Linked DNA regions of Homo sapiens: region 2 is linked to region 1. A link is an interaction called in ENCODE POLR2A ChIA-PET data of the cell type or tissue named here. Cell type or tissue: CD4-positive, alpha-beta T cell. All regions are shown on one strand. Links, peaks and the distances in the headings refer to the core of each region. The heading gives the core; the rest is flanking DNA.

The links. Peaks named below come from ENCODE experiments on the same cell type or tissue, not always from the same donor. Only the 100,000 strongest peaks of a DNase experiment are listed, where the experiment ranks them.
Region 2: POLR2A ChIA-PET joins it to region 1 with 10 read pairs; 6 of 35 experiments call an interaction of 5 or more read pairs at or near these places.

Annotation. Positions count from the first base shown.
Region 1 is chr2:30,199,383-30,216,995 of GRCh38, reverse strand. It overlaps LOC124907749 (a long non-coding RNA gene), which reads right to left. Exons shown (of 2, transcript XR_007086267.1): 2 at 14,756-16,462. It also overlaps the pseudogene H3P5. Among named protein-coding and RNA genes, the nearest start is that of SNORA10B, 21 kb to the right of the region's middle. RefSeq lists a silencer at 8,164-8,388. In CD4-positive, alpha-beta T cell, for the core only: CTCF peaks have their summits at 8,238 and 8,446 (motif pointing left); DNase peaks (open chromatin) are centred at 7,572 and 8,425; H3K27ac peaks cover 434 bases.
Region 2 is chr2:30,465,987-30,479,934 of GRCh38, reverse strand. The region is part of intron 1 of LCLAT1 (lysocardiolipin acyltransferase 1); the gene reads right to left. Among named protein-coding and RNA genes, the nearest start is that of LCLAT1, 26 kb to the right of the region's middle. In CD4-positive, alpha-beta T cell, for the core only: a CTCF peak has its summit at 4,191 (motif pointing right); no DNase peak of the experiment used is centred there.

The DNA.
Region 1 (17,613 bases), core at 4,153-12,152:
GGGCTGCCATGTTGGCCAAAGTTTTTGTGCATTGGCTCAAGAGGCCAGAAACACAAGTCAATTCCAGTCACATTTCATTGGCCAAGGCAAATCTCTAGGCTGCTCCTGATTCAAAATGGGTGAGGACATAGAATCCTACTATGGGCCTGGCAGGCAGAGAGCCAGAAATATTTGGTGGGTAGCGCTAATGATGGCCACATCAGCTTTAGCAAATATTAACACATTGCCTTATTTGCTTCATGTCTTTTTACTTCAAAGAAAGTAAATATCAGCGATACAATTGAGTTCCTCTCTGTACACCTCCCTCATCCCATTTTCTTCCCTCATTTCCCAGAGCTAAGCACTGTTTTGAGATCAGTGTTAATCATCTTCACATGTGTTTTTATACTTTTACTATTTTTACTACATTTTTTATGTATCACAGACATTGCAAAGGATTATTATGCCAGCTTTTAAATTTTATATAGTGTATAATCATATCTGTAGTATCACTATCTTCTGCAATATTCATTTCTCCCTTAGCATTACAATTGTGAGATTTTTATCTATGCTGACACATACTGTGTTGTATTCCATTGTATAACTCTAATACAATTTAATTATTCTCTTGTGGATGGACATTTAAGCTGTTTCCAGTACTGCAGTGAATATCTTAATACATGTCTTCTTGACTATATGCCTAGGAGTGGAATTTCTGGACATGATCATCTTCATTAGTTGTTGCCAAATTGCTCTCTGGAGTACTTGGATCAACTTACAGTTCCACTAGCAGTGAATGAGACTCCATGATTTAACATCTTTCCCAACACTTGGCATTGACATACACTTTTGCTATCTGGTGGGTGTGAATGGTATCTCATTGTTGTTTGGATTTGTACTTCTTTAATAGTGAAAGTAAGCATCTTTTTATATTTTTATTGACCTGGAGTTTTTCTGTGAATTGATAGTTTTGTCCATTTTCCCCCATATGTTGTCTTTTTCTTATTAATTAGAGATATCGCTTTGCATATTGTATTCATTGCAAATATTATCTTCCAGTCTATGGCTTGGTTTTCACTTTGTTCTCATGGCCTTTGTTGTACAAAAGTGAGTTTTAATGTACTAGTCCACATTACCACTTTTAAAATTAAACTTACCCCAAGTTTCTATTTTCAGTGTTTTTAAATGAACTCTTCATCTTAAAGTCACAAAGAATTACAAAGAATTTTTCTATGTCTTCATCTTCTGTTTTAAAGTTGTGCTTTTTTTTTTAAGTTTTTAAGTTTTAAAGTTGTGCTTTTTTTTTTTTTTAAGATCACCCAGGAATGATCTGATGTAGAAATCTACTATTTTCCATATGGATAAAGGTTGCTCCTAGCACTCATTTATCAGATAGAATACCCTTTCCCCACTGGCGTGTAACATCATCTCTGCCCCATCTTCTTTCCAAACATGGGCAGGCCAGTGACTGGGCCCTTTATTCTGCTCCCTTACTTATCCTTGTGCGCAGACTATATTGTCTTCTTTTCTAAATATTTTGATAATAAATCTTGATATCTGGTAGGGCAAGTTCTTCCACCTTGTACTTTTTCAAAATTGTTTCTCAGTTATTCTTGGCCCTTTGTGCTTCCAAGGGAATTTTGAGATCAGATTGTCTAGTTCAAAACAAAGCAGAACAAAACCAAACACAATCCAAACCCAACCAAAAAAAAAAAAAAAAAAAAGCTGTGTTAGACTTCAGCTGAAATTGTATAATTGATTTGGGAACAATTGACATCTTTATTATTTTACATCTTCCTTTTTATTTGTTTCCTTTTATCTGGCGTGTTCTCATGCTTTCCAAGCCCTCCATAAGATCCTGAATTTCGTCCTCTTCTTCCCTCTCTAACTCTTCTTACTTTGACCCAAACATGACTGACTTTCTATTTCCTGTTTTGGCTTCAGTATCTTTCCTTACTATACCATCCATCTCTTTCAAAAGTCTCCTAATTCTTTTAACTCTTTTCAGATGTGCAAAAGGTGAAGCCCAGACGCATGTCATAATGATAGGAGGGGAAGGGAGTTCTGGCAGCCTCCTGTGAGGAGATAGGAAGGCGTAATTCCACATGGGGGGTGCACAATAATCTCTCTGAGCTTCAGGATGTAGTATGTGCAGTGGTTAACAGCCCAGCCTGCTCGGTTTGAATTCCAGCTCTATCGTTTACCAACTCTGATCTTGGGTAAATTATATAACCTCAGCATGCCTCAGTTTTCCCTTCTGTAATGCAGGGATGAAAATGTTAATTCTCTCACTGTGTAACTGTGGAAAATAAATGAGCTAAAGTATGTAAAGTACTGGCCGGGCACGGTGGCTCACACCTGTAATCCCAGCACTTTGGGAGGCCGAGGCAGGTGAATCACAAGGCCTGGAGCTCGAGACCAGCCTGGCCAACATGGTAAAACCCCATCTCTACTAAAAATTCAAAAAATTAGTCAGGCATGGTGGGGAGTGCCTGTAATCCCAGCTACTTGGGAGGCTGAGGCAAGAGAATCGCTTGAACCCGGGAGATACAGGTTGCAGTGAGCCGAGATCGTGCCACTGTACTCCAGCCCAGGCGACAGTGTGAGACTGTGTCTCAAAAAAAAAAAAAAAAAAAAGTTCGTAAAGTACTTGGGACAATGCCTGGCACATTGTAGGTGTCTCATATGTGTTAACTATGATTGTCATTACTGAGATACCTAAGGCACACTGGAAATATGGTTAGTTTGAATGTTCAACTTAGATAATGTCAGAGTAGCTCACTAATCTCAACGCCACAAATAGAACTTGCTGGTTAGCGTTGTATCTTCTCATTAAGCAGAAGGGCACCATGGTATGGTGGATGATTTAATCATTAGTGATCCCCAATGGTGCTAGTTTAGCTCAACTGTGTTGTAAATTTCACAGAATCAATGAATTCAGGGTTGGATGGTGGCCAAGATAATCTAATCCAATTTCCTAACTCATGTGTAAAACCTCTTCCAATAAAGCTTCTATAGAAAAGGCAGATTTTTATGAGAGAAGATCAGAAAGGCAGGAATAGTGAAAGAACATCAGACCTCTTGAAAAATGAAATCGAAGAGATGGTAGAAAATAGCATGAATCGATAATGGTTCAAAGGTTGCTGAGAGTAACCATTAAGAGAGACTGAAAGTGAGGGGGTGTTTCTGGAGAGCTGATAGCCTACATCCAGGAGAGAGAGACTTATCCAGGAAAAAGTCAGTTCCTGGGAAGCTAGGGAGTATTTCTCGAGATTCTACATGACTGCCTAAGTGGGCCATTTGAGGGGCTTGGAACATATCTCTCCCGCCTCCCTGCCACCAGGCTGCCAGGGAACGGTGCCCGCTTTGGGTTAAGACTTTGGATGCCCCTATTGAAAGGAAATATATATATAACGTACGAGCAGTAAGACTCCCACAGGGAGGGGTCTGCTTAAGGGGCTGCAGCCCCAGTAGAGGTCATGCGCCTGAGTGTGACGCAGCACAGTCATGAAGCTGGGCTCCCGCCCTGGCTCCACAGCACCTCTGACTCCAGCCCTGTGGCCACCTCCACCTCTCCATTCTCTTAGTTCATTCATTCGTTTAGCACACGGTGGGTACTGATGCCCCAGGAGTACAAAGACAAAACAGCACTCTACCCCTGCCTTTCACGGTGTGGTAGAAGGAAGCCATACCCAAACAGATAAGGGCAACGAAGCTGACCTTCTCAGAGCAGGTGGATAGTGTACTGGTTAGGAGGGCTGAATTTGGAACCAGAAGGGGGAAGCAAATAGTGAAGGGAGGCTATATTTGGAGGTAAGATGACTGAGAATTTTTTAGAAATAAAGAAAATACAAAACTTAGATTGAAAAATAAGCCAAGTGTTAAACAAGACAAATACAAAAAGGAACTCTCACCTAGATACATGGTAGTGAAATTTAAGAACATTAATGACAAAGAGAACATTCTCAAAACATGTATAAAGAAAAACTAGATCAACGAAAAGAGAAAAAGAATTAGAATGACAAAAAAACCTCGATAACAAAACCGGATACAAGAAGACAATGACGTTGGCAGGGCATGATGGCTCATACCTGTAATTCCAGCACTTTGGGAGGCCAAGGTGGGAGGACTGCTTGAGCCTAGGACTTTGAGACCAGCCTAGGGAACATAGCGTGACCTCATCTCTACTGAAAAAAAAAAAAGAAGAAGAAGAAAAAGACAACAAAGTAATATTTTAAAGTGTTGATGGGAAAGAACTTCAACAAACTATCATTTAAATAAAAGTAAAATAAAAATAGTATCAGGTATATAAGGCTTCAGATGGCTTATTCCTAAATCACTTTTGAAACATTCTTGAAGCTAATTTTTCAATAGAGAAATCTGGAAAAAAGGAAAATATATACATAAGTTCAGAAATGTGAGAAATAGTGTTTATCAACAACAAGACGTTGACCAAGCTGGTTTTTTGAAAAGGTTAACAAAATATATAAATGTCTGATGAGCCTGGTGGAGAAAAAAAAGAGAAGATAAAACCATGCATTAAATGCTGAAAGCCACAGGCTATGAAAAGTTTGAGACTAATACTATTATGAAGAATTATAATTTGGAGGCCTACTAAAATTGATACAATTCTGAAAAAATACAAAATTCCAAGACTGGAACAGAATAAATAACAAACTGTTTTGTCAAGTATTCAATTAAGAATTACAATATAATCAAAAACCTTTCTGAAAAGCCCTAGGCTCAGATGGTTTTACAGATAAGCTCTACCCACTTTTAAGGATGAGATAGGGCTGGGTGTGGTAGCTCACACCTGTAATCCCAGCACTTTGGAAGGCCAAGGTGGGTGGATCACAAGATCAGGAGTTCAAGACCAGCCTGGCCAACATAGTGAAACCCTGTCTCTACTAAAAATACAAAAATTAGCCGGGTGTAGTGGCCCATGCCTGTAATCCCAGCTACTCAGGAGGCTGAGGCAGGAGAATCACTTGAACCCCGCAGGCGGAGGTTGCAACGAGCTGAGATTATGTCGTTGCACTCCAGCCTGGGTGACAGAGTGAGACTCTTCTCAGAAAAAAAAAAAAAAAAAAAAAAAAAAAAAAGATAGATAATCTCTTGACATACATAAATTACCCCAGCAAATAGAAATGAGTTCCTCCTTTGCTATAAGACTGCTCTAATCTTTATTACAAAGTCAGAGGAGGATGGCAGAAACACACACACACAAAACTATAAGGCTATTTCATATTTGAAAATTCAGAATAAAATATGTTGATGGTATCCAATAGTGTATTTATTTATTTATAGCCTAATGTATTTTAATAACAAACATACAGGAATTGCACAGAAGACAGACAACATTAAAAATATGTATCTGTGGCTGAGTGCGAGGCTCACGCCTGTAATCCCAGCTACTCGTGAGGCTGAGGCAGGAGAATCACTTGAACCCGGGAGTTAGAAGTTGCAGATCACGCCATTGCACTCCAGCCTGGGCAACAACAGCAAAACTCTGTCTCAAAAAAAAAAAAAAAAAAAAGTACTTGCATGTAGGGCTCAGAAAAGTATAGTGAGTGCGTGGAATCTACTGTATGGTAAAAATGCTGCAAATACCATTTAGTCAATAAGACATTTATTTGTTATAAAAAATATTCAAGTGCTGACATTGTCCAGAAAAATTTAACAGGTTTATTTATAATTGTTATAAAGGTGAACTGCTAAAACGTATTCACTGAAACATTCTTTCTTGAATGCTTTATGTGCCCACATTTATATTAAAAATTCACATGAAAATGGAAAAGCTGCTGCTGTGGTTTGGATATGGCTTGTTTGTCCCCACCTGATGATATGCTGAATTTTTTTTTTTTTTTGACACGGAGTCTCGCTCTGTCGCCCAGGCTGGAGTGCAGTGGCACGATCTTGGCTCACTGCAACCTCTGCCTCCCCGGTTCACGCCATTTTCCTGCCTCAGCCTCCCAAGCAGCTGGGACTATAGGTGCCTGCCACCACGCCCGGCTAATTTTTTGTATTTTTAGTAGAGACGGAGTTTCACCATGTTAGCCAGGATGGTCTCGATCTCCTGACCTCGTGATCCGCCCACCTCGGCCTCCCAAAGTGCTGGGATTACAGGCGTGAGCCACCACGCCTGGCCATGTTTAAATTTAATTTCCAGTGTGGCCATGTTAGGAGGTGGCGCTTAGTGGGAGGTGTTTGGATCCTGGGGGCAGATGCCTCATGTATAGATTAATCCCCTCCCTGGGCATGGGGGTGCGGTGGGGATGAGTGACTTCTCACCTTATTAGTTTCTGCGGAGCTGGTTGTTAGATCCAGGTCCCCACAAACTCTTGTTTCCTCTCACCTTGTCATCTCTGCACATGCTGGCTCCCCTTGCCTTCCACCATACACGGAAGCCGCAGGACGCCCTCACCAGATGCCCCGTCTTGAACTTTCCAGCCATCAGAATAGTGAGCCAATTAAACCTTTTTTCTTTATAAATTACCCGGCCCCAGGCATTCCTTTATAGCAGCCCAACATGGACTAAGACAATTGCCAATACCTGATGTTTCTGTCCTATTTTTCCACATGCAATCATATATTTAGGTACCTTTTGATCCCTTGGGGGGGAAAATCTAATGGTCAGAACTACCAATAACAGAAAGAAGATTTTTTTTTTTTTTGAGAATGAAATGTTCCCCATCATAACAGATTCTTAAGCATGCCCTCCATATATCTGGAGTGCGGGCTGGATATATTTTGGCATAATTGTTACATGTTTGGCACCACTAGCACACAGGTTGGTGTCTTCAAAAAGGCCAAGCAGATAGGCCTCACTTCCCGCAAAACACCAATAGCTGTGTTCTGGAAGCACGATCTGTTTTGAAGTTCTGAGCAGTTTCTCGCACCAGACTCTGGAAGGAGAGTTTGCGAATCTGAAGCTCAGTGAACTTCTGAAAATGTCCAAGTTTGTGCATTGCCACAGTGGCAGGCCTGAAAGCACCCCTCCGGGATAGTCCTAGAGGTTTGGCCAAAGCAATAAAACTAGAAAAATAAAGAAGGACCATAAAGGTAGATGGATATTTCAGGGTTATGCTAAGAATCAGAGTAGGCCAGGTACAGTGGCTCACACCTGTAATCCCAGTACTTTGGAGGCCAAGGCAGGATTGTTTGAGCCCAGGAGTTTGAGACCAGCCTGGGAAACATACTGAGACCCTGTCTCTACAAAAAAATTTTAAAAATTAGCCAGGCATAGTGGCACATGCTTGTAGTCCCAGCTACTCAGGAGGCTGAAGTAGGAGGATTGCTTGAGCGTGGGAGATCGAGGCTGCAGTGAGCTGTGACTGTGCCACCGCACTCTAGCCTGACAGAGTGAGACTTCGTCTCAAAAATAAATAAGATCCAGAAATAACTAAGCCATTTTTAATAGAAAGAGAGAGAGAGGAAGAAGAAGAGAGGAGAGGAGAAGAGAGGAGAGGAGAGGAGAGAAGAGGGACAGGGCGGGGCAGAGCGGAGAGGAGAGGAGAAGAGAGGAGAAGAGAGGAGAGGAGAGGAGAGGAGAGGAGAGGAGAGGAGAGGAGAGAGACAGGTGACCTTACCACAAAGCCATGGTAGTAAAGGATGTGGTATTGGTACAGAAACAAGCAAATCATACAGAACAAACTAAAGAGCTCAAAAATATAAAACCCATTTTTCAATATGAAAACTTGACTTATGATAGAGGTAGCACCCCAAAACAGTAAGAAAAACATGAACTTGGGGACTGGTGGTGGGCTCTAACTAGCTCACTCTATGGAGAAAAATAAAGCTGTATCTCAACTTTATTATATCATAGTCAACTTTATATCATATTCTAAACTCCAGATGGAAATGTGGAATATCTTTGTGAACTCAGGGTGGGAAAACACAAGCCATATTTCTCTTTAGTGAAATTTACAGATAGCTGAGTGACAGTTGGGGAGAATATATTTGCAAACAACAAGAGATGTACACCTAGATTATACAGAGAGCTCTTGCAAACCAACGGGAAAAAGAGAACAATATGTGGGGGAATGGGAACACAAACTGGAAATGATAGGAAAATGAAATAAAACAAGAGAAGGCCTTTGCACAGCTTGACAATGGCAATGTACTGTAAATTGAGAAGGGAAACAGATGCAGAGAAAGGGTCATGGGCTGGAAAATAGCAGATTGACTCCTGGAGTCTTGGATTGCTGATATTCCAATCTTGTGCATGTTCCAGAGTTTTCTTGCTGCCTCTGGGTCCTGGAGGCATCCTCCTGGGGGAAGCCTCTTCTTCAGATGCACCCTGCTGTTGATACATCCTGCCTGAAAGGAGCCTTTGCAGCAGTCCTCACTGGCTCCCTTCTGCTTTCTTAGGCTTTGCTCTCAATGGTTTTCCTGCACTAACTTCCAGACCTCTACGGGCTTGGAAAGGATGTAAGCGGCTAGAATGGCAGGCTTCTGCTCCCTGCTGGCCACTCATGAGCATTACCCTGACAGCTAATCCAGCCATCAAATTCCACCAAATCTGTTTCTTCTTTGAGATCATTTTCTTTCCTGAAGATACATATTCTAAGGATTTTTTTCAGCTCTTACTGTATCTGAACAAAATAAAAATTATGATATTATACTATAAACATCAGACTACAAATCAAGAAACCTGGACTTGAAGCACGTGTCTTTTGTGGGATATTGGGCAAATCTTTCAGCTTCTTTATGCATATTTCCTTATTTGTAAAGTACGTATAATATAATTCTACACATTTTTGAGGGATAGGGTGTATTTGAGAGTGTCACAGAGCTGCGACTGAGGAAATTCCCAGTTAATATTCATTGATATTCATGGCTTTGCAGCGTTGCCACTGTCATTATTCCTCTGCTTATAGGAGACCTGAATTCAGTTCACATATTTCAAAGAACTGTAGAATTGAAAGGTACTTAAAGGCAGTCACAAAGTGGTTTTAAGAGGTTCCTTATAAGGCACATTAAAAGTAGCCAACACCCTTTCCATTGCTTAAATACTCCTGCCCCAAAACCTTACAAAAGGCCTCTGGTGGGAAATTCATTATCTCAAAAAGCAGCCCATTCCCTCATTGGTCAGCTGTGCCTGGGAGCAAGCTCCCTCTCCCTAGTAGGAGAGAACTCCACTTGACAACACCTGCTGAGCCCCAGAATTGAGGTGAAGGGGCAGGTTTGGGTCATATGCTATTTTCTGCCAAAATTCACTGGCTTTACTCATCCGTGGATTCATTTGGACTGGGGACTGCATGATTTTGCATTTATTAAAATATCTCATTCATGAATTCCCCAACACTGGAGTTTCTCTGGGAGAAACAGTCTCCTACCTTACCATGCAGGTGTTCTTGCACACCCTCTTGGCCACTCATGCTCAGTATGAAGTCCCGCCCAGCTGATTGACACCTGCAAGGTAATTGGGGGGCAAGTAAGCCAGGCTGGCATAAAGATTTAGTGAAGGGACCAGCGTAGTGGCTCACACCTGTAATCCCAGCACTTTGGGAGGCCGAGGCGGGCAGGTTGCTTGAGGTCAGGAGTTCAAGACCGGCCTGGCCCACGTGGCGAAACCCCATCTCTACTAAAAATACAAAAATTAGCCGGGTGTGATAGCAGGTGCCTGTAATCCCAGCCTCTTGGGAGGCTGAGGCAGGAGAATTGCTTCAACCCGGGAGCCAGAGGTTGCAGTGAGCCAAGATCACACCACTGCACTGCAGCCTGGGTGACAGAGCAAAACCTTGTTTCAAATAAGTAAATAAATAAATAAATAAATAAATAAATAAATAAATAAATAAATATATAAGTGAAGGGACCAGCTGAGGGCATCTGGCAGGAAGAGCACAAAAAGCAGGCAGCTGGAGTGCATGCAGACAGGGAGGAGGAGGCTGACTTTAGCTACCTGACACTTTTGGTGGAGGAGCTGCTGAAAATCATTTCACAATTTAGCCTTTGCCACTTGAGGGCCAGGTTTTGCATTCCTACATTAAGAAATCGCCCAGCCTGGAAGGCTCCATCTCTCAGCTGCTCACGGCCCTGCCCATTCTCTCCAGAGCTCAAATCTGAGAGCTGAGGTTCTGCCCTGCACTCATTGTGTTCCTGTTTAATCCACGTTCTGTACCCTCTGGAGGAAGTGAGAGGAAGAGCAATGATGGGGGAGATATGGGCAGGTTCCCCCACTCCCTCCTCTCCTTTTATTTGTATTTATAGAGGCAACATTTCCCTGTTTCACTATTTGTGGGGCCTCTAGATAGAATTAATTCTGCTTTTTAAAATCTCCCCTGCTAGACTGTGCATACCCTGAAGGCAGAAGCTGCGGCTGATCTGCTCATATCTCAGGAGCCCACATAGTGCCTGGTATATGACAAGCACTCAAAAATGCGTGTGGAATTTAAATGTATAGCGAGGCATCGGAATGGTTTCAAGTTAGCAATTTGACATCATTTAGTCTAGTGGTATTGAAACCTGAGTGTACATTAGAATCATTTTCAGAGCTTTTAAAAAATATTAGTGCCTGAGTCCCTCCTCAGGCCAATTAGGTCTGAATCCCTGAGAGTCACTTTTTGATGGTTAAAGACCCAGAAAGGGCTCATCGCTTATGGCATGATGCAGTGAATCATTTTAGAAAATGGACATTGCTTTCTAATACACAATATTTATCCATCTTATTATGTTTGAGTTATCATAGAATGCATTTTAAGTTGTGTTCACATGAGCAAAACACATAGAAAAATTTTTATAAAAGTAACTGGGAGGTGGGAGGCCGGGTGTGGTGGCTTACATCTGTAATCCCAGCATTTTGGGAGGCTGAGGAGGGTGGATCACTTGAGGTCAGGAGTTCGAGACGAACCTGGCCAATGTGGCAAAACCCCATCTCTACTAAAAAATACAAAAATTAGCCTGACATGGTGGCACACGCCTGTAGTCCCAGCTCCTTAGGAGGTTGAGGCAGGAGAATCACTTGAATCCAGGAGGTTGCAGTGAGCCAAGATAACATTACTACACTATAGCCTGGGTGACAGAATGAAACTCTGACTCAAAAAAAAAAAAAAAAAAGCAACTGGGACCTATGGAAAGAAAAAGGTAATTTTCACTGGGTATACAGAGGCTTGCCCATTCATGGGATGGCAAAAGGTTCAGCATAAGATCATAATAGTTGAGCCAAATGCTATTTAAAAGAAATGAATAAGTCAAAGGGGATAGAATGGGGTGAGAGAAGAAAGCCCCCCCAACACTGCCACCAACTCCCCACCCCTCACCTGAGTGTCCTCTTGTGATCCCTTCTTTGGAAATCTATATATATCTGAAAGTTCTTCTGTTTAAATGATCAAAAGTGATAAAAATCTAAATGTGGGTTTTAATTTGATTAAAGTGTCTGCTGAGAGATTCTCGCTTGGCTGGCTTCTTGCCTGTTAAGACTCAACTGCATGAAGATAGCAGGGAGCATTTACAGATTGCAGGATTCAGGACTGGGGCAAGGTGGAGGTGAGGAAGAAACTCAGCACCTGTTCCTCTAAGCATGGTTCTGGGCTGGCAGCATGGACCTTGCCTGGGAGTGCATTAGACCTATTGAATCTGAATTTGCATTGTATTAATAACAAGACTCCTGAATGATTTACAGACACACTAAAGGTTAACATTACTGCCTTAAAGAGTGCCCACCCCAGCCTCTGCCTGGTCATTGCCATGAGCTTTCCATAGAGAGGGCTAGAGCTTTTCTTTTGCATTCCAGTAGCCAGTATGTAGCTCTTCCAATATTTTCAAAACCTTTCTGAGCCCTTTCTGACCTTTTCTCTTTATAGGGAAAAGAAAAAAAATTAAAAAGAAATGAAATAGCTGTCATCACTGATTTGAGGCCCCCAAGGGAGAGAGGAAGAGATCAAAAGTCAACATCTGTGATTCTGCAAATAGAAAATGAAATGATTCCCAGGCAGCCTGGGAAGCAGCTCTAGGTTGCTGGGCTGGTCCTCCATGGTCCCATTAGAGGTGACTGTGCTCAATCCAGAGCCTTTAAAGGGAACCCCATGGCTGATGGGCATGGGGAGGCAGGAGTGCCCAGCCCTACTCCCAGGGAAAAGCAACATGTGCCTGGCAAGGCCTGGGACCAGAGGAGTAAGGCTCATGGAACCCTTCTGCTCGCTGGAGACCTTTACGAAGGAACAGAGCAGGATGAAATATCACCTGGATGTAGGGCACTTTGCACAGGTAAAATTCCAGTTACCTTCCCACTCCCTGTCTCTGAGATGGAGACTTGTCCTTCTTCCATCTGGGGACTGAGTCCACCTGGGATGCACACAATAGTTCAGAGCCCTGAGCCTTCTTGCTGTGTTACTGGCAAGTTGTTTTTCAGAGAGAAAAGCTAGAGTGTGGCAGAGAAATCAAGCAGCCAGTGTGGTGGGCATGATGGAGGAGTGGGGGATTCGTTCCAGAGACGGAGGTCTCCCACAAACCCCTGTATCCTCAACCTCACTGGGTTTTCCCGTCAGGGCTCCCAGAAGAGGCAACAGAAGCAAAAGGGGTGGATGTTACAGCTGGTGTTCAAGAGTCCTCTTGTGGGTCAAGTGCGGCACTAGGTCTTTTGCAAGCATTCCCCCTGCCACTCCTAACTAGAACCCTGCAAGGTAGGCAACTGCTCATTTTACAGAATAGGAAGCTGAAGCTCAGAGGCAATGAGTACCATTCCCAAGTTCAAAGAAGTAATAAGAAAATCTAAGGTCAGGGCTTGTAGAAAATCTAAGGTCAGTGATCTTTTCCTTGCCATACCATACCTGCCTCTGCATCCAGGGATTAAAAAGCACCCAATTCGAGTCTCCATTTTTTCTTTTCTTTTTCTTTCTTTCTTTTTTTTTTTTTTTTTTTTGAGCTGGAATTTTGCTCTGTCGCTCAGGCTGGAGTGCAATGGTACAATCTCAGCTCACTGCAACCTCCACCTCGCAGGTTCAAGCAATTCTCCTGCCTCAGCCTCCCGGGTAGCTGGGATTACAAGTGCCTGCCACCACGCCTGGCTAATTTTTGGTATTTTTAGTAGAGACGGGGTTTTACAATGTTAGCTAGGCTTGTCTCAAACTCCTGACCTCAGGTGATCCACCTGCCTCAGCCTCCCAAAGTGCTGGGATTACAAGCATGAGCTACTGTGCCTAGCCAAGTCTCAGTTTTTGAATTAATTAGTCCCAAAACCTTAAGCAAATCCCATCATTTACTGTGGCGTTGGTTTGTTTATTTTTTTGAATGAGAATATTAATAAGCCTTCTTTGTATTGTAAAGTGCCTGGCACACAGCAAATCGCCAATGGATTCTAGTTTTCTTCCTTCTTCCTTTTCAAATGAAGGGACTGGCCTTGGTACTGAGGCGTAAGTCATGAAGGTTTAAGATCGTATTACTGGCCCTCAAGTAGACTGACCATTCTCAGGCCAGGATTAAGATGCAGGGAGCCAAGGGCACCTCCAGCAGAGCTCCTGAGTCAATCAATGGCCACGTAGTTTTGTTCTCCACACCCAAGTGCAATTCCTCATCGGCTTCCTTGGCTCTCAGCTCTGTATACCCTTCTCCTCCATTTAGCCCAAGGACCTCCAAGGAGACAGGCTCACCTTGGCCCAGATGCAGTTTACTTTTCTCTGCTCTGAATTCTAGCCAAGAGTGAAAATCAAATGTACCAGCCTTGGGAACATCAGTTCCTCAGCCCCCTGGCAGCATTCCCAGCCTAGAGGGAAATGAAACCCCTAAGAGGAGCGTGTTCCGGGAGCCAGGACAAGAATGGTCCCTGGACTCCGCCATGTCTTCTCCAGCCTGCATCTCCTCTCTCCAGCCAGGAGAACACACCTCAAGAGTGGTCACGGAGGGTCTGAGCAATTCGGTAGAGAGGGGCCCTGGGCTAGGGTTCCCTGGCGTCCAGAACTGAATGCCTGGACTTCTGTTTCACTGAGCATTTCTTTCCCGACCTAGTACCAGTAAAACAAAAGCAGACCTGTTCCTGGCTTAAACATCAGGAGTAGAGATAAACATTGTCTTCCTTTAGATATTCTTCCCGAGATGTTTGGATTGTAGTTCCTTTTATGGATAAAACTTTAAATGCTGGTGCTCTTTAACCCAGCAATTCCATCTTCCTGAGGACAGATTCAAGGATCTGAACAAAGATGTACACAGATGTTCATGACATTGCCACTTATAATAATAAAAAATTGAAGACAGAATAATGTCCAACAATTGGGAAGCAGTTAAATAAATTATGATATATCTTTATGATGGGCAATTATACCCATTAGAGTGATGTTTTCCAAGAATTTTAATGGCTGGGAATATATAAGAATCTTGTGAAGAGAAAAGTGGGATTCAGAACTACATAAACTAATTATATAATACACGTGTGTATAATATATACACCCATGTAGAATAATATGATATGCATATGTATACATTTATAATATATAATGGAAAAATATGTGAAAGAAAAAACCATAAATATTAACAGTCCCTATCTGTGGATTATTTAATTATAGTTTTATTTGTTTCCTTATTTAATCTTTTCTATATTTTCCATGTTTTCTTGTCAGAATTTAAAAATATACTTGATAGGGGAGAAATGTTTGTTTGAATAAAAGGGACACAATTAAACTCCATCAATCAGTACCCATCATGAAGGGTACAGGTGACTCCATGAATTTGCAGAAAGAATTTTGAAAAGAACACTAAGAGCCCAGGATATCAGGCAGACGTAAAATCTAGCTTTTAGTGTCTCCCCCATATCAGTTTTGGTTGCATAACAAAATCATGTGACTAAGAACAACAATAATTTATTCAGTTCCTGATTCTGGGCTTAGCTGGGAGGTCCTTTCAGTCTGGGCTAAGCTTGGCTGTTGTTCCCTGGACACACTCACTTGTCTGGGGCCTCAGCCAGGATGATCTGGGGCCTCTCTCCATGTAGTGTCTTTTCTTTTAGGCTTGTCCCATGTGGCAAAACTAGATTTTAAGAGAGAACTGAAGCTATAAAGTCTCTTGAGGGCTATGCTCAAAACTGGTGAGCTGTCACTTGCATGGCATTCCAAAGCAAGTCACAGGCCAGCCCAGACTCAAGGGGTGAGAAATAGACTCCGTCTCTTGACGGGAGAAGCTTAGGGTACTTCGACCTTGTTGGCAGATTACAATATTCTTGTTCAGTGAAACTCCATTTCCATGAAAATAGCTCTTGATAAGATGAAAGTTTTTAAAAAACGTAATGTCAAATCTTGAAATCATCTGTGGTAACTTATACCTAAATAGTATTAGTCTGTGGTTGTCACCTTTTCTTTTTTTAACCAAGCAGGGCCTAGTCCATTAGTGCTGATGGATTTGTTACATGAGTTAAAGTGGTGTGTATATAAAATATTTGTAATAGTGCCTGGCAAATACTAATCACTATCAAAATATTAGTTATCATTATTGTTAATGTTGATTTTTATACATAATCTGTGGTGAACTCAAATTCTAAACGGAGTTTGGGGTAGAGAGGGGCTATTTCTGCTGCCTGTAAGAAGTGCATCCCTGGCCGGGAATGGTGGCTGATGCCTGTAATCCCAGCACTTTGGGAGGCCAAGGTGGGCAGATTATGAGGTCAGGAGTTTGAGACCAGCCTGGCCAACACAGTGAAACCCCGTCTCCACTAAAAATACAAAAAGTTAGCTGGACATAATGGTAGGCACCTGTAATCCCAGCTACTTGGGAGGCTGAGGCAGGAGAATTGCTTGAACACAGGAAGTGGAGGTTGCAGTGAGCCAAGATTGTGCCATTGCACTCCAGCCCGGGTAACAGTGCAAGACTCTGTCTCAAAAAAAAAAAAAAAAAAAAGAAGTACATTCCAATAACCCCTGCTCTCAGCCACGTTTGGAGACGCTCAGATGTCTATATGCATTCTTGGCTCCATTCCCTTCCCGCAGGGACCAGGTTTTTGCTGGGAATACAAGTCTATCCTCAAAGAGATTTGTGTCTATAGCAAGACAGCCCTCCGCCTGGAGCCCTGGATTTTTACCCACACCAGCACACACTTGCATCATTTGCTGCTAGCCCTAAAGGCAGGGAAAGACATGAGCAGTAGAACTGAAGGGGCCAGGGAGACCTCCAACCCTGCTGTACACTTGTGTAAGCTTGGCCACATTCCTATGGGAGAGGCTATCCTTACGTGAGTTTGGTGCCTATGTACATCACTTTAACCAGAAATACTAAGGAATTTTCAGAATTCCCTTTCTTGTACTGTTCTAGGCTAGGGTTGGCCATAAGAGGAGTTCATGAGATTTGGAAGTGGAAGTGAAATAGCAGCCATTTCTATGCTCTGAAGGTTGATGTGGGCTCAAGCACACAATTGCTGGTCTCCTGGCCACCTTGTGAGCGTGAAACAGCAGCTGAGTCCACAGCCCTTATTGGTCTTGTCGAATCTTCTGCTTCTCCAAATCCTGGGCCAGCTTGTGCAGCTCTGTGGGGCACCAGTGAATCCTGCAGGTCACTTGCATCACTGAAAGAGAGTGAGACAAATGTGAGTTCCAGTTTGTCCTCCAGGGTCCCAGTTTGTCTTCATGGGTTCTAATCTAGTCTTACTCTCCCCCTCTTCACACTCATCTCTCCTTTCCAACTGCTGGCTCTACTGACTTAGGACCAACACTGGACATGGCAACAGCTGCATTGGGCAGACTGTTGAATCAGCTCCCACAATTGTGTAAGGTCTAATTCCCCCAAATGTCTTCATTCTATATCACTCATAGTGGCTCTTCCTTTTCGATCAAACCCCAGTGGATATATTGAGGGGCTCAGTGACACACAATGACACATAGTGTCAGGCTTTGATCCTAAGACACTCTACAAACCCATCCTCCCTCCATGATAGTGCCACCATGTCCTCCTCTTTTTAATCTTTGGCTAACTTATTCTACCACAAAACTGGCCCAGTTTCTGTAGCAAACCAATAGGTTGGAGAAAAATTGGAGTGAAGAATGGGAGAGGGTGGACTGCTAGGTTATAAGAGAATTAAGAGACAGAATCACCAAATGCAATGTGTAGACCTGATTCAGGTCCTAATTAGAGTAAACCATCTCTAAAGGGATATTTTTGAGATAAATGGAAAACTTAATTAGAGTGTAGATACGAGATAATATTAAGGAATTCCTGCTAATTTTGGTAGGTGTGACAATGACATTGGGGCTCTGTAGGAAAAGTTCTCATTTTTCAGATGCATACTGAAATGACACAGTGCTTAGTGCTTTTTTCTTTTCAGCAAAGATAAAAAAGGATAAATGAAGTATCTTAAGTCTATTTGGGCTGCTATAACCAAATAGCATAGACTAGGTGGCTTTTGAACAACAGAAATCCATTTCACACTGTTCTGGGGGCTGAGAAGTCCAAGATGAAGGTGCTGGCCAACTTGGTGTCTGATGAGGGCCTGCTTCTTAGTTCATAAATGGTGCCTTCTGGCTGTGTCCTCACATGTTGGAATGGGAAGGCAGCTCTCTGGGGCCTCCATTAAAAGTTTCCAGTCTGCTAATATCAACCCAATAGAATGGTATTAAGAGGTGGGGCCTTTGGAAGGTAAGATTAGGAGATTATCACCTCCCAAAGGCCCCACCTCCTAATACCATCAAACTGATGATTAGGTTTCAATGTGTGATTTTT
Region 2 (13,948 bases), core at 624-8,623, 270 kb before region 1:
AGGCAAAGAGGTCAATGAGTTACCTAAAATCACAGATGTTCAGTGGTGGAGCTGAGGTCCGAACTCAGTTTTCCTGGCTCCCAATCCAGTCAATCTTTTGTTTCTTTTACTTTTTTCTTTTTTGTGTTTCGTTTTGGTACATACTTTCAGCCTTCTTAAAACTGTAGTGTTCAGTAAAATACACAAATCCTAAGTATATGACTTAATAAATTTTTTACAAAGTTAGTATCCAGATCGAGACAGAGTATTGCCTGCAACCCAGAAGCCTCCTTCATGCATGTCCCTTCCCAATAATTAACTACTCCACTGGTAACCACAATTCTGAATTCTATGACCATCAGTAGTCTTACCTGTCTTTTATCTAAATGGAATTAACAAACATATACACAGCCAGGCATGGTGGCTCACACCTATAATCTCAGCACTTTGCGAGGCTGAGGCAGAGGGACTGCTTGAGTCCAGGAGTTCTAGACCAGCCTGGGTAACATGCTGAGATCCCACCTCTACAAAAATGGGAGGATAGCTTGAGCAATCCTCCACAGATGGGGATGGCGACATGAGCCTGTGGTCCCAACTACTTGGGAGGCTGAGGCAGGAGGATCACTTGAACCCCAAAGTTGGAAGCTGCAGAGAGCTATGATCACACCACTGTAGTCCAGCCTGGATGACTGAATGAGACCCTGTCCCAAAAAAAAAACCAAAGAAAATAAAAAACAAAAAACAAGTATATACTCTACTGCATCTGGCTGCTTTTATTCAACATGTCTGTGAGATTCACCCAAATAAGTAAGTGCCACAATTGTTTCTTCTTGCTCATTGCTGTACGGTATTTCACTGTATAAATATCCCAAAATGTATTCATCTATTCTGTCTGACATCTGTGTATTTTTCAAGTTTGAGCTATATGAATAATGCCATTATGAACATTCTTATTTTGTAGATGAAGAAACAAAGGCCCTAAAAAGGGAAAAAAATACTTAAAGAAACACAGCAATTGGGCAACCCAAGTATATCCCAGGAGGCTTGATTCCCCTTTTACAATGTAACACAAGTCAGCAAGTCCATCTGAATCTTAACCTAAAGATCTTAAAAAATCTTGGACAATACAAAACCAAGTCTTAAGTTACAAATACTATGCCAAAGATTACTGTAGTTTCTGGTTATGAAAGTTACTTCATTTGTTTATGTGTGTCTATGTTTGGTTTTTTAAATTTATGTATCTACCTACCTACCTACCTACCTACCTATCTATCTATTTATTTATTTATTGACAGGTTCTCATTCTGTCATCCAGACTGGAGTGCAGTGGCACAATCATGGCTTACTGCTCCTGGGCTCAAGTGATCCTCCCGTCTCAGCCTCCTAAGTACTAGGACTATAGGCACACACCACTACACTCAGCTAAGAAGTAACTTATTTTTACACATATAACTATTCTATAGAGATTTACCTCATCTACAGTCAAATAAAATTTTGTTTCCCAGATTAGAAATGTACCAAATTGGGAATTCTACCAGAATATGAACAGAGAAAACAGTCCCAACTTATGAGCAGGTAGCATGCTAAAACTCTGCATTTAAATCAGCTGTTTGGAATTCAGAATGCATTTTCCCACAAAAATTATGTTATAAAAAGTGATCAGGTTTTCACGTCAGCCTACAAAAGCCAACTTCACAAAAATGTACCTGAAAATAGCACTAATAACAACACAGTCTTTAACCATTATGAATAAATGCTTAACTTCAAATAATGATTTATAAAACTATCTCCTAACACCCCAATCTCGTGTTAACTCATAAACTGTGGGAGGCCCAGTTCCAAATGCTTCTGTAACTGGCTTATGCCTTTTTTTTTTTTTTTTTTTAATCCCTCACTAACACTTTTGACTTTACGTTCCCAAATCCTGGGCCACAGAATTCAGACCACAAAATTCCTTAATTCCTATCCCTTAAGTAAATCTTTGAGATTTTTCACTGCTAGAAAAACTTTCAGGGGGGAGAGAGAGAAATTAGAAAAACAGAAGGAAAATCGTAAAATTTCAAGAAGTCTTAAAAAGTTGTTCTGTTTTTACCAAAACGGGCACAGAGTCAGGTAGGATTTTTCTAACCTCCTACTTTCATTAAAATATTCTTCTCGGGAGCCCTGCTCAATCTTTCTAGACTTCTTAAAATCCTAGGCTGGCCACCTCTGAGTGTCTCTCCTTTCACTAGGAAAGCCTCCAATTTAATTTCTTCTCACATTCCTTCTCATTACTCAGGGATAGCCTAAATGGAAAGATAAAGTGATATGTTGATAACATCAAGTCTTTAGGTATGCGCAGAAGTGAAATCAGGGAGAGATGAAGCCTAAGGGGTGCTCAGGCCATTAGGGTCACAATCTGTGACTTAGTTGTATACCAGTTAGAGGCTATATACAGATACTTTGGAGCAAACAAACCATTTCATAAATGGACACCAAACAAGTATCCAGAAATGAGAATGACCTACCTTATATATCACAATATAATATTCCTTTCTTCTTTAAGGCTCACATTATCTTTCCAGTAATTAGACCGAAGATGTATTCCATATTTTCTCCAAACAACAAGCACTAACCTGAATACACCACAAACAGGTACAATCCAAGGCATCAAAAGGCTAGCTCTAATTTGATGAAATTAATTTACCTACAAATGGAGAAATCGATTTCTATTTAGTCTAGGTGATAAAAACAAAAAGGACAACAGCTATCCTAGCCTTAAAATCCAATAAAGAGGGTGGTAAATGTCTCTGAAAATCAAAAGAAACCTACAAGTCATAAATGCCCTCAAAGGATTCTTAGGCACAGGAACAAGCGTTGATTCACTAAACATCAAAGAATGGATGCTTTAAAGAAAAAAGAAGGTAAGATTGTGTCATTCTATCAAGTAAGTCTTTAGAGTAAGTAAAATACCTTATGGGCCAAAAATTAAAATGAACTGCAAAACTTATGTACAAATTATTAACTATCACTTCTGTGACTGAAGCTAATAAGAGAATCACACACTTAAGTATGACAGTGTAAAGAGGTATCCAAAAGTAATTTGAGCTAGCTTAATACAGACAACTAAATACACCCTCAGAGAGCTGACAGCCTGTAAGCCAGCAGTCCCCAGCCTTTTTGGCACCAGGAACTGGTTTCATAGAAGACGATTTTTCCATGGATGGCAGGGGCAGGGGAAGGGGTGGTTTCAGGATTCAAGCACATTACATTTATTGCGTACTTTATTTCCACTATTACTACTACACTGTAATATATAATGAAATAATTATACAACTCACCATAATGGTAGAATCGGCGAGCGTTCTGAGCTTGTTTTCCTGAGACTAGATGGTCCTATCTGGGGATGATAGGAGACAGTGACAGATCATCAGGCATTAGATTCTCCTAAGGAACATGCAACCTAGATCCCCTGCAAGCACAGTTATAGGGCCTGCGTTCCTGTAAGAATCGAATGCAGTGGCGGATCTGAGCAGAGGTGGAAATCAGGAGATAATTCAAGTGATGTGGAGTGGCTGTAAAGACAGATGAAACTTTGATTGCTGTCCTGCCATTCACCTCCTACCCACTATTATTTTACATAAACTGGTCCTGGTTCCAACACTTACTGTGTGACCCTGGGCAAATTATTTAACCTCTCTGGGTCCCAATATCTACACAAATAAATTGGACTAAAAGTGGTAGCTACTTAAAGACTATTGTGAGGATTAAATGACAAAGTAAACTGTCTTCAGCAGCTCCAGGAACAGAGTAAATCTTCAATAAAGGTTAGCTACTTTATTTCATCCTCTTGATGCATTAGTTACTTGAAATCACATCTATGACCTATACTACCTTTGGAACCTTCACAATGCCCCAGGACAGTGCTTAAGGTCCAGTGAATGTTCAATATTTATTGGCTGACGACTACTGGTTTATATGGAAGCTAGAACCATGAAGCTGAAGAAGACTTTAGAAGTCATCTGGAAAAGTTTCACTCTATTCAAAAATAAGACTCATAGTGGATTATCAAATCTTCACTTGAACACTTATAGAGAGAGAAACCTGCATCTCAACAAAGCATAAAGGAATAGTTCTAATTATTAGAATGTTCCTTGAGATTTCATTATACTGAAATCTTCTCAAAATCTTGCTTCTCAAAATATTTCTGAAAGGCTGAATTCACTAGAGGGCATCACATATTAGGAGAAACTGTATCAGAAAGAATCACTAAAAGGAAGGAATCATTCAACATTTATTCTGGCTAAAAGAAAAATACTGGGCTGAGTTGTATAAAACAGGCATGCCAATTTAAAAATTATTCTATTTAAACATGCATTAAAATGTTCAGAATGAATTAAAATGAAGATTCTGACAAATTAGGTCAAAAATCATAATAACTGCAAATGTTGTTGTATAGGTCAGTAATCCAGATTATCATAGAGCTGGGACTCTTTCCAACCCCATTATATAGCCTCCAATAATTGTATGCAATTTTAACGGTTACATGTTTATTTAAAAAAAGCATATAATACCAGATTACATTTAATACTGCCCCTTGCAGCCAGCCTCCAAGTCACCACCAGCTATCCAAAAAAGACCCAGTGCCAAAAAGAAAATTATAAGTTTCCATAAGACTAGTAAGGGACCATGACTCAATTTTGTAATCCCAGAACTGTGGGAGTCTGAGACAGAAGTATCACTTGAGCCCAGGAGTTCTAGACCAGCCTGGGCAACACAGTGAGACTCTGCCTCTACAAAAAAAAAAATTTATTAACCAGTGGTGGTGGCACATGCTTGTAATCCCAGCTGCTTGGAAGGCTGAGGCAGAATAATCACTTGAGCCCAGGAGTTCAAGGATACAATGAGCTATGATTGTGCCACTGTACTCCAGCCTGGGCAACAGTTAGACCCTGTCTCACACACACAGAATAAGACTAGCAAGGTAAATCTGAACCTGGATCTGTGTATAACTAACAAATTTAAGGCCAGGTGTGGTGGCTCATGCCTGTAATCCCAGCACTTTGAGAGACCAAGGTGGGAGAATTGCTTGAGCCTAGGAGTTCCAGACCAGCCTAGGCAACAAAATGAGACCTCATCTCTACAAAAAATTTTTTAAAAATTAGCCATGTGTGGTGGTGCACACCTGTGATCCCAACTACACAGGAGGCTGTGCCAGGAGGATCACTTGAGCCCAGGAGGTCAAGGCTACTGTGAGCTGGGATTGTGCCACTGCACTCCAGCCTGGGTGATAGAGTGAGGCCCTATTTAGAAAAAAAAAAAAAAAAGTTAAATTATTTAAAACCAAATCATTAAAACTGTTCATTCATTAACCAGGTAATAGCACAATTTTAAAAGCTCATCAGGCTCAAAGAGGATCCAGAACTGTACTCAAATATCTGTGGCACACGCCTGTATTCCCAGCTACTCAGAAGGCTAAGGCAAGAGGATCAAGGAGTTCAAGCCCAGCTTGGGCAACATAGCAAGTCCCTGTCTCTTAAATTTAAAAAACATCTTTTAACCCCCACTCACTGCAAGTCACAGTAACATGTAGAGAAAAATCTGATGGAAAACTAGGCATGATTTATAGCACACCTCTACACTTTATCAGATTCTGTTTGATGGGAGCTATTTTACAACACTGTATAGACTATGGGTTAACTGAGGGACATGTAAATTCTATCCTGTCAGGGAGCAGGTTCAGTTGTCCTCCTGAGCTTCTCCCCAGCTCCCTCTCCCCAACAAACCAGTTTGTCTCCACTTGGGTCCATTTCAACATTTCTTTACTCCATATAAATTTGTGGGTTATTTTACTTTTCCATTGAAACAGGTATAACATTTGCCTTCTTCCCTGATTATGAGTTTTTCTTTAACACATGTATTTTCATAGCTGCATAAGTCATTATATTATCTTTAACACATTACACAGTTTTCTTATTATTGGTAAGATGTTGTTTGATACTCAGATACCAACACAAAAACAATCCAAACAGTGAATTGGACTGGAAAGGTCCACTGCCCATGTAAACTAATAAACAAGCCTTTGGGTTTTGAAAATCAATCCCTTATAAATTTCACTGGTATAAATTAGCACTGCATAAAACTAGGAAACCAGGTTTCAGAACCTTTAGAGCCAATATTCAGACTGCAGATAATGGTGAAGACATGAACTCTAGCAACCACAACCTGTTGCCCACTCATCTTCATTCCCTGTAAACAGTTAAAACAACTGAGGAAAATGGTCAATCCAATAGCACAATTTGTTTCAGATGATTTAAAAAAATAATTTTGGTAGACTCTGCTCCATAGAACGCATCCATGTTCATCTATCCATCCACAGAAGTAGGTTAATTTTTATGTCACTGAAGAAATCAACACAAAAAGTCTTTGTTTAGGTTCATAAATTATCACGATTATAAGGAATTATAGAATAAATAAAGGGATGAAAAAACATGTTGATAACCAAATTAAAGAGGATGTTCCAGATGCGGGTGACCCAAATCAGGAGAATCAGGTGGCTTTTAAGCTTACCAGGTTCTCTTCCGTCTACCTGCTCTCCTTATCCCAAGGACACTAACTTAAAAGAAAGATCGTAATAGATTCAGATTCCTTTTACTATAAGAAGCATACAACCCGCCCTCCTTGTTCAGAACTTTATATATATGTATACACACATACATATATATGTCTTCATAATAGCATATGCAACTGTCATATGGTAGTTATATATGTAATACAGTTAGACACATATAACTGTCTAACATATGTAACTGTCATACATATATAATTTTCCTATACACATAATGAATTAATCAGAAACATTCACTCCAGACAAACTATTTTCCAAGATGGAAATCTCTCTCCTGACTGGTGAGGCCATGGATATATGGTACACAAATATCAACTATATTCAGAGACAACAAATCATTTTTTTTTCAACTCCAGAGAAGACAGAAAGGCATAATTATGATTTAATGCAAAAATAGTTGCAACACACTATCCACAGCCAATCTTTTTTCTTCCTCATCACTGTGACTTAAAAGTTTCATCTAATGCATTAGCTAGACATGGCACAAAATGTTCCATTACAAGGTATTGTGGGGGGCAGGTAGGAGGGACTGGCAAGACTTGTGGAGACAAAATATTCTAATAGAACCTGGGTTTCTTCCTAAAAATATTTAGGAAAACTGAAAATTCCTGAAATTACCTGGAAAGGTAATCACCTCCTGACTCCCTGCAAAAAAATGTTTTTAAGATCTGGCCTACCATAAACATTTTGCATAAAACCTATCTGAATGTCATTAAAATGACTACAAAAACACAACAGAACACTTTACCAAATGCAAGAATAATGTGCATTCTGACACTAGGGGCACTTCCACTTTTATAAGAAAAGAAAAAGTTTCCATTTGTCTGAGCAACTTCTGATGCAACATTAGTAATTACAGTCCTTTCCTCCAGTGTAGGCCTCATAAACAAAAACTGGTTGATGTTTATAAACATTTATCTCAAATCAAGAAAGAAATTAACACAAAATAAAACATTAAAAGGCTTAATCTGGGCAAATTTTCCAGTTTTACAAGCCAGTGACAAAAAGTAAAGCCTTAGAAGGGGCTTAATTATCAACTCCAACAGTTTAGAGAGTAAAACCAAATAAACAAGTGGAATCTTCTATTCAGTGAGTTCTGAAAGTCTTGTCTCCTTTTAACTCCTTTTCCATAAATGCTTTCTGTATATTCTTGCCCATGTAAGCCCTAAGGACAAAAATTACAACCATGTGGATGTTTCTTCTGTTCTCAATTTTGAGACTATGTCCCATAAACTAGCAAAAATTTTAAATTAGCTTCTTTAAAGTTTTCCAGTTAACTCCACTCAGAAGAATGTTAAAGATTTAAAAGAAAAGGGCACTATGAAAAACCCACAGCAATGGTTCATGACAATGATGTTCATATTTCATGCTCAGGGATAAAGTGACTACAAGCTTTCCCCCTAAAATCAAGAATAAGACAAGGATGATTGCTTTCACCACTGTTATTCAACATTGTACTAGAATTTCTAGTGAGAACAATTAGGCAAGAAAAATAAATAAAATTCATCCAAATCAGAAGGAAGAATCTGCACATGACATGATCCTATGTATAGAAAATCCTTAGGAACCCACAAAAATACTACTAGAGCTAATAAATTCAGCAAAGTTGAAGGGTACGAGATCAACACACAAAAACCAACTATGTTTCTACGCACCAGTAATAAACAAACCGAAAGGAAAATTAGTAATTCCATTTACAATAACATCAAAAGAATAAACCTAGGAATAAATTTAACCAAGGAGGTAAAAGACACTTTGAAAACCACAAAACATTAACAAATTAAGGAAAATCTAATATATGGAAGGATATACCAGGTTTAGGGATTAAAAGACAATACTGGCCAGGCACAGTGGCTCACGCCTGTGATCCCAGCACTTTGGGAGGCTGAGGCGGGTGGATCACTTGAGGTCAGGAGTTCAAGACCAGCCTGGGCAACATGGCGAAACCCTGTCTCTACTAAAAATACAAAAACTAGTCAGGTGTGGTGGCACACACCTGTAGTTCCAGCTACTCAGGAGGCTGAGGCAGAAGAATCGCTTGAACCCGGGAGGCGGAGGTTGCAGTGAGCTGAGATCACACCACTGCACTCCAGCCTGGGCAACATTGTGAGACTCTATCTTAGAAAATAAATAAATAGGCCGGGTGCAGTGGCTCATGCCAGTAATCCCAGCACTTTGGGAGGCCAAGGCAGGTGGATCACGAGGTCAGGAGTTCAAGATCAGCATGGCCAAAATGGTGAAACTCCGTCCCTACTAAAAATACAAAAAATTAGCCAGGCGTGGTGGTGGGCGCCTGTAATCCCAGCTACTCGGGAGGCTGAGGCAGAGAATTGCTTGAATCCGGGAGGCAGAGGTTGCAGTGAGCCAAGATCGCACCACTGCACTCCAGCCTGGGCAACAGAGCAAAACTCTGTCTCAAAAAAAAAAAAAAAAGAATGAATAAATAAATAAAATGAAAATAAATAAATAAAAGACAATACTATTAACATGGCAATACTACTCAAAGCAATCTACAGACTCAATTCAATCTCTATCAAAATTCCAATAACTTTTGCAGAAATGGAAAAGCCAATCACCAAATATGAATGGAATTCCAAGTGGTTCCAAGCAGCCAAAACAACACTGAAAAAGAACAAAGTTGGAGGACTCACACTTCCTAATTTCAAAACTTACTAAGAGGCTACAGTAATCAAAACAATGTGGTACTGAAACTGCCTTTGCAAAATTATAACAGTGAGAAAACCCTAACGTAGCTGACTCCATCTTGCTTCTAACCTCATAAGCTGTCTCTGCTCATTCCTGCACATAGGCCAAGCCAACTATGGGAGGAATTTAGTTTGTATTTTAACTTTAAAGCAAATATGATAATAGTCCTTTCCCAAAACTAACCCCCTCCTTGTTTAGAGACCAAAACCATCTTTGTAAAAAATAACAAAAGGACACAAGGTCAGAATTACAGTAGGAGCCTGAATTCTGCTAAGACTTAAGCATAGTTAAATAATAACAAGACACTATTTTCTAACTTGTCTTTTTTGTAATTACTTACTAGACAGGAGTCACTAGCCAGTGGTCATAAGACTTGTAACTTCCCCGATTACCCCAATAGATTACCTCATTATTGTAAAACCCAAGGCTGATTCTTGAGGTATTTTTCAGACCTCGTGTTCTGGTGGACCAACTGATGCCACCTGGGTTACTCATACCATGAAATTGACTCAACTGGCCCTGTAACCCCCACCCGAAACTGACTCGACACACAAGACCATTTTGACACTCGTGTGATTTCATTCCTGACCCAACCAATCAGATGCAGATTCTTGCTGGGCGTGGTGACTCATGCCTGTAATCCCAGCACTTTGGGAGGCTGAGGCGGGTGGATCACTTGAGGCCAGAAGTTTGAGACTAGCTTGGCCAACACAGCGAAACGCCATCTCTACTAAAAAATACAAAAATTAGGGCCAGGTGCAGTGGCTCATGCATGTAATCTCAGCACTTTGGGAGGCCGAAGCAGGTGGATCATGAGGTCAGGAGATCGAGACCATCCTGGCTCTCTACTAAAAATACAAAAAATTAGCTGGGCACAGGTGGCACATGCCTGTAGTCCCAGCCAGGTGTGGTGGTGGGCACCTGTAGTCCCAGCTACTCAGCAGACTGAGGCAGAAGAATCGCTTGAACCCCAGAGGCGGAGGTTGTAGTGAGTCCAGATCACACCACTGCACTCCACCCTGGGTGACAGAGCTAGACTCCGTCTCAAAAAAAAAAAAAAAAAAAAAAGAAGAGACCTGTAGCCCAATTAATTGAGAGTCCAGAATTATGACCATACATCTATGGCCAACTGATTTTCAACGAGGGTGCAAAGACCATTCAATGGAGAGAGAACAATATCTGTAACAAATGATACTACTGGATAGCTACATGCAAAAGAAGGAAGGTGTCCTCAAACTCATTCAAAATCTATCAAAAACCTAAACACAAAAGATAAAACTATAAAATTCTTATACGAAAACAAAGGTAAATCTTCACAACCTTGGATTTGGCAAGGGATTGTTACATGTGACACCAGAAACATGAGCAACAAAAGAAAAAAAAAATCAACTGGACTGCATCCAGATGAAACACTTTTGCACGTGAAAGACCACCATCAAGAAAATGAAAAGACAACCCACAGAATGGAAGAAAAATTCACAAGTCAAGGGTCTAGTATCCAGAATACATAAAGAACTCTTACAACTCAACAACAAAAAGACAAATAACTTTTTTAAATGAGTAAAGGACTTGAATAGATATTTCTCCAAAGAAAACATACAAATGGTTGATAAGCATAAGAAAAGCTACTCAACATCATACATCATTGGGGAAATGCAAATCAAAACCACAATGAGATATCACTATATACCCACTAGCATGGGCACAATTTTAAAAATGGAAAATAACAAGCATTGGTAAGGATGCAGAAAATTTGCAACCCTCATATATTGCTGGTGGGAATGTAAAATAGCAGTTTCTCAAAGAGTTAAATAAACCTTGAAAACATTATACTAAGTGAAGAAGACACAAAAGGTCACGTATTGCATAATTTCATTTATATGAAATATTCAGAATAGGCAAATCCATAGAAATGAAAGCAGACTGGTGGTTGCCAGAGGCTGGGTAGAAGGGAGCAACTGCTTAATGGTACACAGTTTCCTTTGAGGTGATAAAAATGTTTTGAAACTAGACAGCAGTGGTGGTGGCACAACACATGAATGTACTCAATGCCACTGATTTGTCCACTTTAAAATGCTTAATTTCTTGTACAGTAAATTTCACCTCAATTAAAAAAAAAACAGATATATATCAAATGGCTATTTTTTTTCCCAACTATCCACAGTGGAGGTCATTTACAAATGACCACAATGGAAATTTCAATTAATTTTGCAGGGCAATTGCCAAGTCAATCCTAAGCCAAAAGAACAAAGCTGGAGGCATCACACTACCTGACTTCCAACTATACTACAAGGCTACAGTAACCAAAACAGCATGGTACTGGTACCAAAACAGAGAGAGAGACCAATGGAACAGAACAGAGCCCTCAGAAATAATACCACACATCTACAACCATCTGATCTTTGACAAACCTAACAAAAACAAGAAATGGGGAAAGGATTCCCTATTTAATAAATGGTGCTAGTGCTGGCAAAACTGGCTAGCCATATGTAGAAAGCTGAAACTGGATCTCTTCCTTACACCTTATACAAAAATTAATTCAAGACGGATTAAAGACTTAAATGTTAGACCTAAAACCATAAAAACCCTAGAAGAAAACCTAGGCAATACCATTCAGGACATAGGCATGGGCAAGGACTTCATGTCTAAAACACCAAAAGCAATGGCAACAAAAGCCAAAACTGACAAATGGGATCTAATTAAACTAAAGAGCTTCTGCACAGCAAAAGAAAGTACCATCAGAGTGAACAGGCAACTTACAGAATGGGAGACAATTTTTGCCATCTACTCATCTGACAAAGGGCTAATACCCAGAATCTACAAAGAACTCAAACAAATTTACAAGAAAAAAATCAAACAACCCCATCAAAAAGTGGGCGAAGGATATGAACAGACACTTCTCAAAAGAAGACATTTATGCAGCCAACAGACACATGAAAAAATGCTCATCATCACTGGCCATCAGGGAAATGCAAATCAAAACCACAATGAGATACCATCTCACACCTGTTAGAATGGCGATCATTAAAAAGTCAAGAAACAACAGGTGCTGGAGAGGATGTGGAGAAATAGGAACACTTTTACACTGCTGGTGGGACTGTAAACTAGTTCAACCATTGTGGAAGACAGTGTGGCGATTCCTCAAGGATCTACAGCTAGAAATACCATTTGACCCAGCCATCCCATTACTGGGTATATACCCAAAGGATTATAAATCATGCTGCTATAAAGACACATGCACACATGTTTATTGTGGCACTATTCACAATAGCAAAGACTTGGAACCAACCCAAATGTCCATCAATGATAAACTGGATTAAGAAAATGTGGCACATATACACCATGGAATACTATGCAGCCATAAAAAAGGATGAGTTCATGTCCTTTGTAGGGACATGGATGAAGCTGGAAACCATCATTCTCAGCAAACTATTGCAAGGACAAAAAACCAAATACCACGTATTCTCACTCATAGGTGGGAATTGAACAATGAGAACACTTGGACACGGGAAGGGGAACATCACACATCGGGGCCTGTCGTGGGGTCGGGGGAGAGGGGAGGGATAGCATTAGGAGATATACCTAATGTAAATGACGAGTTAACGAGTGCAGCACACCAACATGGCACATGTATACATATGTAACAAACCTGCACGTTGTGCACATGCACCCTAGAACTTAAAGTATAATTTAAAAAAAATAAAAAATAAATTTTGCAGGGCAAGCTTCTGATTATAATACAATAAAACTAAGAGTAATTCAAAACAAACAACCCTAAAGATTTGAAATTCTTAAGCCTTCCTAAATAACTGTTGAATTAATGAAAAAATTAAAAATATATAAGACTTGTAGTTCCCATATGCTGATGTTAATCCAGATTACCAGGGGGTGGGGAGCTTGTTAAAAATGCAGAAGCTCAGGCCCTATACCCAGTGTTAAGTAGAATTGGAATATCTGCATTTTTAATAAGCCTGCCAGCTGAGACTGATATTCACCAAAGTTTAGAACCAGTGCAACAGAATATTTAGAAAAAATATAAAGACATCGCATATCAAAAGTTACAGGATTCATACAAAGCTGTACTGAAATAGTTTCTAAAATAGTATTTAAATAAACAGAACATAAACTAAGCAATGCAAATTTTAAAATCAAGCAGTCAAATTTTTAAAATAAAAGGTGTGATTAAAAAACAAAAATAGAAATATGGATGACAGTAAAAATGATTGATTAGATAACAACACACAGAAAGGGTCAGGCACATTGACTCATGCTTACAATCCCAGCACTTTGGGAAGCCAAGGTGGGAGGATCACTTGAGTCTAGGAGCTCCAGCCCAGCCTAGGTGGCAGTGAGACCCTGTCTCAAAGAAAAAAAAAAGAAAGCAGGAAAGAAAGAAAAGAAAAGAAAAGAAAAAAAGAAAACACAGAAAAAACAGCGGAACTTTAAAATGAGCTTGGTTCTTTATGAAAAAATTTACAAAGTCCTAACAATTCTAATAAAATAAAGAATTATCAAATAGGTAAAAGCAGAATTAGGAAATTTAATCATTTTTAATAAAGCAAGAAAAATAGTTTGTCAGCAAACTGAAAAAATACAACTCATCTAGACAACTCTAAGGAGTTACTTTATCAAAAATATAAGAAATTATATGTCAGT